Regions from separate parts of the Homo sapiens genome. Here regions 1 and 2 are each linked to region 3. The links are chromatin contacts, found by Hi-C in ENCODE. All regions are on one chromosome and are shown on one strand. The core of a region is the stretch at or near the end of the contact, and the rest is flanking DNA. Distances in the headings are between cores, read along the strand shown.

Region 1 (2,700 bases), core at 28-2,527, 4.0 Mb after region 3:
TTCAGAATAATGCTATAGTTAAGATTTTGCTAAAGCAAGTGTTTTTTCTAACTCCTTGAGCTGCATATTGCCTTGAGTAATCATCATCCGGATTGTATCCTGTAGAATAAAGTGAAATCTGGTTATAGTTTTACCTGGTTAAACAAGGTATAGCTATACCATTTTATCTGTTAAAATCAAGAACCAATACTACCTATTGGAACTGCTGCCTTTTAGAAAAGCTAAAAGAGTTCCACATACATACATATAAAATGTACAACATAAAAGTCAAGTGATGATGCTGAAGAGTGTAGATACTCTTTTATCTACATATTTTAAAATACTAAATTTTAAAATAATAATTTAAAATCGGTAACATTACAAGCAATGATCAAGATATACCAGCTCAGTGGCACTATATTCCAAGATGTCTGCTAAACTTAAAAAAAAAAATTCACTGATCAATAAAAAGGGTTAGGATCTGTCCTCACCATGATTTTGTTCTCACCTCTTCGGTGGCACTTTTGTTTCTTCTGAATTCTTCTCTTGCCCAATCTTTCAGGTATTTGCGATCAGAATCATTTGGAACTTGCCGAATTGTTTGCAAAATCCTTCTGTAGAGGAGAAGAACTTGTTGCCTTCTTACGAACTGTAAAAGGGAGGAGTAAATAGCAATTACTACTGCACAATCGCCAGCCTGGAAAGTTCTACTTCAGCAAACCAAGCTGTAACCAGAGTACTTCTCGTTGGTCAATTTTGAAAAAGGCAAAGAAAAACTTTTTTTTTTCTTTTTTTGGCCAGATGCAGTGGCTCAGGCCTGTAATCCCAGCACTTTGGGAGGCCAAGATGGGAGGATCACTTGAGCCCAGGAGGTCTAAGCTGAGGTAAGCCTTCATTGCGCTACTGCACTCAGCCTGGGCGAGAGTGAGGCCCTGTCTCAAAAAGATGTTTTAAAGAAAGCATCACGAGGTTCATCTGATCTTTTTGCTTACTGCTCTGTCAAACCTAAGAACCATTAAAAAATCAGGAGCTGCCTACCGGGCTGAAAAGGGCTGCCGGTCTCCTAGAAGTTGTTATTACAACGACAGCACTTTTTCTAAATTAACAGTTGTTCAAATCTTTGGTAATCTCATTTGCTGTTTGCCACAGCTCAGTGCAATAGACTTTTACCGTGGGCACTGGGCAGCTGAGGCACCGGGACTCAGGGAAATCAAGCGCCTGACGCTGTCTCACGCGATCGCACCAAACCAAGGAAGCAGCCAGTGCCTCCCGTCAGGCCCCGCGGAGCGAAGCACCGCCCCGCAGGCATCGGGCCAATCTCAGAGGGCGCGCACGCCGCATCAGGACCCCGGAACCCGCCCCGTTGGGGATAGGGACAGATGGAGAATCCAGCTCAGACCCAGGTAAGCTGCTTTGGAAGGCAGAGAACCGCCGGTACCTGCTTTAACGTTAGCGTCGCTGGGGGTAAGCGGGAAGCAGCCATGTCCACCAGAGGTCCGCCGGAGCCTCAGCGCGCAGGAGCGGAAGTGGGGTTCGACCAAGGGGTGTGGCGAGCCCGGTTTCCTAGGAGACGGCCCGCGGGTTGCTCTCGGACTGAGAGCGCGAGGCTTCGGGACTGAGCCCTAGCTGCTGCGCTGGCCGAAGTTTTCTCGTCGGTAAAATAGGATAACAGTGCACCATAGGGTCGTTTTGATAAAGAAGAAAGGTAGGGCACTTAACACAGTTCCTGGTAAAGAGAGTTCAAATGAAAGTGAAGGAGGCCGGGCGCGGTGGCTCTCACCTGCAGTCCCAAGCACTCTGGGAGGCCTGTAAGGTGCCTGTAATCCCAGCTCCTCGGGATGCTGAGGCAGGAGAATCGCTTGAACCCGAGAAGTGAAGGTTGCAGTGATCCGAGATCGCACCACTGCACTCCATCCTGGGCGACAGAGCGAGACCCTGTCTCGAAAAAAAAGTTAAGGTTTTTTTGGGGGAAAGAGGTGAAAACGTATTTAAATGTTCTTTCGAGCCTTTAAAAATGTGTATAGTTGAAAATACTAAAATTGAAAGTGTTAATTTCTTTTACAGTTTGTGTTGGTTTTTTCTCTTTCTCGTTTTTGTCCTGTTCTTTTGTAGCGCAAAGGTTTTCCGGGAGCGGTGGCCTTCATGATCATTTGAAACAAAGCTTTGAATGGCTCACCCACTTCAGTCTTAAGCACTTTTCATCACTAATAACGAGGAGCCTAACATCCCTAAGCCTCAGGCTTTTGCTTTTATTTCCTTATAGTTGTTTTATCTTTCCCACAATACACATGCCTTTGGGTTAAATCACTAGAAGTGGAGTTAGCGAATCTTTGCCATATTAATTTTCCAAGTGGTGTTGTATCGAATTAAAATAGAACGAAAAATGTTCAATTACTAGTTTACTGGGGACTTGCTTGCCTCGCCTGTTAGCATCCTGGGGCTCCCTATTCCTAGCTGTGTTCTGGCTATTTCCCCTCTCCTGGCCTATTACCTCCCCTGTAAAGTGAAATATAGCATCTACCTCAGTTGTGTATCTCTAATGTACTGAGAACAGGTCCTGGCACATGTAAGAACTCTAATCATTAGCTCTTTTGAACTTTACCAGGCATTGTATGAATGATGCTAACTGCATGATCATATTATCAATAATATATGCCAAATTTTGTCTAATACATTAGCTGTAATAGTTAATTGCTAACTTTTTAAAAGGAGTGAAGTTAA
Region 2 (2,700 bases), core at 145-2,644, 4.2 Mb after region 3:
AAGGCGGGATGATCACTTGAGCCCAGGGGTTCCAGACCAGTCGGGGCAACAAAGGGGGACCTTACAACTACAAAAAAAAAATTTTTTTTTTAATTAGCCACACCTGGGACCCAAGTACCTGGGACCACACTCACCTGTCCCGTGGCTCACGCCTGTAATCCCAGCACTTTGGGAGGCTGAGGCGGGTGGATCACGAGGTCAAGAGATCGAGACCATCCTGGCCAACATGGTGAAACCCCGTCTCTACTAAAAATACAAAAAGTAGCTAGGCATGGTGGCGCTCGCCTGTAATCCCAGCTACTGAGAGGGTGAGGCAGGAGAATCGCCTGAACCCGGGAGGCGGAGGGTGCAGTAAGCCGAGATCGCGCCACTGCACTCCAGCCTGGCGACACAGCGAGACTCCGTCTCAAAAAAAAAAAAAAAGTGTCTTCAACTCAGATAGAAGGAGTCAATGAGAAGGTTCTTAAAAGCCCGAAGACCTATTTCCCAGAAAACTCTAATTAACCTTATAATTTGTATAGTTAGTTACAGTGAGTATGAGCTGTCTTGCTCTGTACTTCAGCTGTTGTAAGTGTTTACGAACTGTCTCCAAAAACAGATGCAAATTTCCCTCATGGCAGAGATCGTAACGAATTTATCTATCCACTTTCTCACAGCGCCACACCGTTCCTTACGCACAGCAGGAATGCAATCAGTATTTGTCGATGGTTCCCCAAACTAACAGGAGTGGCTGCACTACGCACACTTAGGTGATACGTACACTTGTCAAAACGGCAGAAACGCAACCTCAATTTCAGAAAAACAAACCACATTCCTTTGGGAAGGCCACCTCTGCCACAAGCAGCCAAAGCGCTTGCATAGGGGTGAGAGGCGATGGGAAGGGTACTGGAAGGCTCCCCCAGATAAAAACAAAAGACTCCTTCCAATCGCCTCAAACACGCTCGGAAACCTCCACGACCTGCGCCAGCCCACAGGAGGGGGCCAGCTTGACCTGAGGCTGCACCACTCCCCACTTAAAGCGGCGAGTATCGGCGGGGGAGCGCAGGAAGCTTACTAGTGGGGCGACCCAGTCGTTCCGGCGCTTTCCCTCTCCCTTCACGTCTTACCTGCTTGGCCAAGAACCTGCCCAACTCACTGCGGCTCTTCTCGTTCTTGGCTGCGATTAACCGCAGCGGCGCGGCTGCCACCTCCAGCAAGAAGTGCTCCATGACCCAGGGCCCTCACCCCGAGCGGCCACCTGCGCTCCCTACTTCGCGGCCAGCGTCCCCAAGCCGCCGAGGTCCCAGTGCCCGAGCAGCCAGCAACTACGCCCGCAGGAAAGGCGTCCTCAGCTCCAGCGCCTACACCGGGAGAGGGGCACCACACGTGGGTGAGCACACGGCGTTTGACGTCATCAGCTCGGGACGGCTACGCTGCGCCCTCCCGGCCTCAGCCCCTCAGCGGCGGAAACGCCAGTCTTCGCTGTCCCGCCTTTTCCGGGAGGGAAATGGAAACAAAAATCTAGTCGGTTTGGATGCAGGAGTGATGGGGACTCGCGAACACAGCACGTGGTGGGACAGAAAGAAGAGTGCGTTAGGCCGGGGAGGAAAGAGGGGGCGTGTGAGTCTCAGCCCACCGTGCCTTGCTTCTGCCTTAACACACGGAAAGATCAGATGTGAGAGAAAAGCTGATTCTCGGCCGGGCGCGGTGGCGCATGTCTTTATCCCAGCATTTTGGGAGGCCGAGGAGGGCAGATCACTTGAGGTTAGCAGTTCGAGACCAGCCTGGGCAACATGGTGAAACCCCCTTCTCTACTAAAAATACAAAAATTAGCCGGGCGTGGTGGCGCGCGCCTGTAGTCCCAGCTACTCGGGAGGCTGAGGCAGGAGAATCGCTTGAACCCGGGAGACGGAGGTTACAGTAAGCCGAGATCGTGCAGCTGCACTCCAGCCGCGCGACACAGCAGACTTTTACTGTCTCAAAAAAAGAAAGAAAAGCTGATTCTCCCCTTCTTGTTAGCGGTGGCAGTTACCCCCTGTATAGGTAGGGGTCAGCAGTAACCTTAGTTCTTGCCTCCTCAGAAGAAATAATTCCACGAAGGGCATAAGGCAGGATAGACCTAGACAAGTTTCAGAATAGAAGTAAAAGTTTATCAAAAAGCTTTAGAACGGGACGGAAAGAAAAGGAGGAAAGTACAACTTGGAAGACTGCCAAGCAGGCGACTTGAGAAACCAAGTGCGCAGCTTGACCTGTTGACTTGAAGTTTTATATGTTGGCATACTTTGGGGAACTTGCATTGCTTCTCCCCACTCCTGAGATCTTACTGGGAAGCTACTGATCAGTTTCAGGTGTTTTCTATTAGGAGACTGCCTTTCGCTGGCCCCGGTGAACGTTAGAGAAACAGTTAAGAACCGCCTGACCATCGTTTGATTGTCACCCAATAGTCCTGGTATGTGTGGGGTGGGGAGCGCTCTCCTGTTCTGCTCATACCTAACTAGTTAACATTCTGCCCCAGCAATTCCCCTTGTAGGACTCTAGCCTGCGGAAATCCTCACTAAGTGTGACAAAGACACCCCTTGCAGTTTTCTTAATACAGATATTGGAAGAAAATGTTCAATTGGGAATATTAAACTATGGGGTGTAAGTTATAGCATATTCTGGAAGTCATAAAAAATAGTAGAGTCCATAACATTAAAAGTGCACTTGTGGGCTGGGCGCAGT
Region 3 (2,700 bases), core at 49-2,548:
TAAAATGAAGTAAAACAAGTTTATTTCGGGGGCAGAATCTTCTGATTTCAAAATGTCAATTGAATTTATCAATTTTAACCTTTCGGAATATTTCAGGTTTTTTTGGGGAGGGTGGCATCAAGTCCTCTTAAGAATATTATAGGGATGTGGCCGGGTGCGGTGGCTCACGCCTGTAATCCCAGCACTTCGGGAGGCCGAGGCAGGCGGCTCACGAGGTCAGGAGATCGAGACCATCCTGGCTAAAACGGTGAAACCCCGTCTCTACTAAAAAAAAAAAAAAAAAATACAAAAAAATTAGCGTGGTAGCGTGGTGGCGTGGTGGCGGGCGCCTGTAGCCCCAGCTACTCGGGAGGCTGAGGCAGGAGAATGGCGTGAACCCGGGAGGAGGAGCTTGCGGTGAGCCGAGACCGCACCACTGCACTCCAGCCTGGGTGACAGAGCGAGACTCCGTCTCAAAAATAAAAAATTCTAAGGATGTTGGGACGGGTACCACTTTGCTTTCTGATTTCTGTCCAACAAATCTTTATGATCGTCTGTTTTATTCAACAATACTGCGGGAAAAGCTTCAGCTGCAAGCTGAGGGGGTGGGAGGTGGGGAGATGGAAGAACGCGCTGCAGGTGTGCGGATTCTGCCTAAAATTGCGGCTACGAACTGGACCTTGAACACTCCTCCGTCAGCTGACTTGACTGCCTGTGTACAGTCTCAATTTGAGCCGACACACGGATTTCACTTTTGAAAAGCAACGAAGATGAAGAACTCGTTTTGAGAAATGGATGAGAAAAAGGTAGCTCAGGAGACGAAGCCTCGGGAAAGGAGGCAATCAACCCCACCCCACCGGCCTGTGCTTCCGGCCTCGACGCTCCGCCGTGCTCCCCGAGGCCGCTCCTCTGCGGAGCTCGCTCTCCCCACTGGTCCCCAGTCCCGCAGCTACGCGGCCTCCGCACGGTTAAGCAGCACGGGCCGGGCGTCTGCACCTTCGGAGAAAAGCCGCCGCCCAGGCTCCGCGCTGCGGCGTTACCTGTTAAGAAGCAGGGAGGCGGCGCTGAGACAGAGCAGCAGGAAGCAGAACAGCGGGTACTGGCGGCAGATCTCGCGTCCCACGTCCAGTCGCAGCCGCTGCTTCAGCTTCTGCCCCATCGTCCGCACCCAGGGCACCATCTCCGTAACGGCGAGGCCGAGACTGCGCTACTGGCTGAGGCAGAGGTCAAGGCGACCCCCCATCCACACCTCGCGTCCCCGCCCCACCGACTTGGCGGCGCACACAGACGCCTACCGGCAGTTAGCCGCCGCAGGCTGAGGTCGCGTCCGGCTGGGCCCAGCCCCACGCCCCCCGCCGCGCGTGCGCGGCCGCGGTCCCCAGCCGACCAGAGGAACGGCCGTAGAACGTGCCCGAAGTCGTCACCCAGCGCAAAGCCTCTAGCGTCTCGCCGCTCCGCCCTCCTGGCCGGAGTAGCGCGCAGTCTTCCGTGGAAACTCTGACAACACTGGCGACCGGCCATTTCCGGAAATCAAAGGACAGCCCCAGCACCCAGTAACTGCCTGTATTGCGGAGGAGAGGGAAGAAGGTTGTAGGGAGCCCGGAAGAAACTACAGCACCCCCGTAGCCGCCGGGCGCTGCCTGAGGGGCAACCGGAGCTCGTGGAGCCCGCTGGGAACTGTAGTCTTCGTGACACGAACCCGCAGAGGGATGGAGCGGGTGGTAGCGCTTCCCCGACCCCGCAACGCTCCGCGCCTCACCGTACACTCGGCTCCGGGTGGGAGCAGGTCCGAGCTTTGCGTGACGCCTAAGGGAGAGGGGGATAGGAGGACGCCTTTGAGTCGGTATTTTAAAAGGGGTGTGTTGGGGGCTGGGGGGGTGGCGAGTAAAACAGCCCTAGAATAAAGACTACAACTCATCAGGCCGCCACCCCACCAACAAAATCTCTTTTGCGCGCTCACGGGCAAGGGTAGAGCTCAATTCACGCCGGCTCCGGGAGCCCAACCAAAATCCGAGTGCTTGGAAGAGGCAGGTTGGCAGATTAGGTAAAATCCCTCTTATAGAGTCTCATGGGGTTTTCCCTTTACTAATTCATCACATTTCTAAATTTTTTTTTCTGTATTGTCCGCTACAGTGAGAGATGCAGGAAGACTATTATCGCGAAAATTTACTTAGGCGGTACAGACACTAAGCACTTTCATTTGACCTTCATGCATTCACCCCATGGTGTAGGTACAGTACTATAGTTTCAATCATTATACAGGCAAATTACTGAGACAGAAAGGAACTTAGGATCATAAAACTAACAAAGCCGGAATTTGAACACGTTCTAAAGACAGAGCCTGTGCCTGTCATCTCTCTTTCCTAGGATCTTATCCTTCAAAGTGGGGAAACAAATGTTTTTTAATGATGTATGTAGTTTCATGAATATTTTCCCGTATTACAAAAACATGGATCTTTAATGATGCATTATTATCCTTTATCAGAATGTACCATCCTGTTCCATTATTGCTAACCACTAAAGTCCATTGATATTACCATCCTTGATGATAAACCTATGCACATTTCTAATTATTTAGAATCAACTTTAATACAATTACTGGGTCAAAGGGTAAAAACAAACATTCTTGATACAGTCAAACTGCTTTGTAGAATGGTGGTACCAACTCCACAGTGGTGTATAAAAGTAAACAATTTCACTGATCCTCACGATTAGCTATTA

The links. Hi-C counts contacts between places; a loop is a spot of excess contacts on that map. Pooled maps may share reads with other maps.
Region 1: a pooled map shows a loop between it and region 3 (12-fold over the local background). The contact joins the promoter of MDN1-AS1 here to the promoter of SNX14 in region 3. A Hi-C loop is called at or near these places in 7 of 50 pooled maps.
Region 2: a loop to region 3 is called in a pooled map, with 8 times the contacts of the local background. The contact joins the promoter of MDN1 here to the promoter of SNX14 in region 3. A Hi-C loop is called at or near these places in 8 of 50 pooled maps.

Annotation. Positions count from the first base shown.
Region 1 is chr6:89,637,255-89,639,954 of GRCh38, forward strand. It overlaps MDN1-AS1 (MDN1 antisense RNA 1), which reads left to right and starts at 1,278. Exons shown (of 4, transcript NR_111915.1): 1 at 1,278-1,382. It overlaps LYRM2 (LYR motif containing 2), which reads right to left and starts at 1,493. Exons shown (of 3, transcript NM_020466.5): 1 at 1,418-1,493; 2 at 488-628; 3 at 1-99. The coding sequence starts at 1,462. The coding sequence ends at 19. RefSeq lists enhancers at 241-1,440, 793-1,022, 1,243-1,292.
Region 2 is chr6:89,818,400-89,821,099 of GRCh38, forward strand. It overlaps MDN1 (midasin AAA ATPase 1), which reads right to left and starts at 1,395. Exons shown (of 102, transcript NM_014611.3): 1 at 1,107-1,395. The coding sequence starts at 1,208. RefSeq lists enhancers at 1-472, 1,049-1,438, 1,093-1,712, 1,713-2,332.
Region 3 is chr6:85,592,560-85,595,259 of GRCh38, forward strand. It overlaps SNX14 (sorting nexin 14), which reads right to left and starts at 1,299. Exons shown (of 29, transcript NM_153816.6): 1 at 1,020-1,299. The coding sequence starts at 1,159. RefSeq lists enhancers at 1-375, 376-959, 960-1,543, 992-1,161, 1,472-1,591 and a silencer at 1,222-1,441.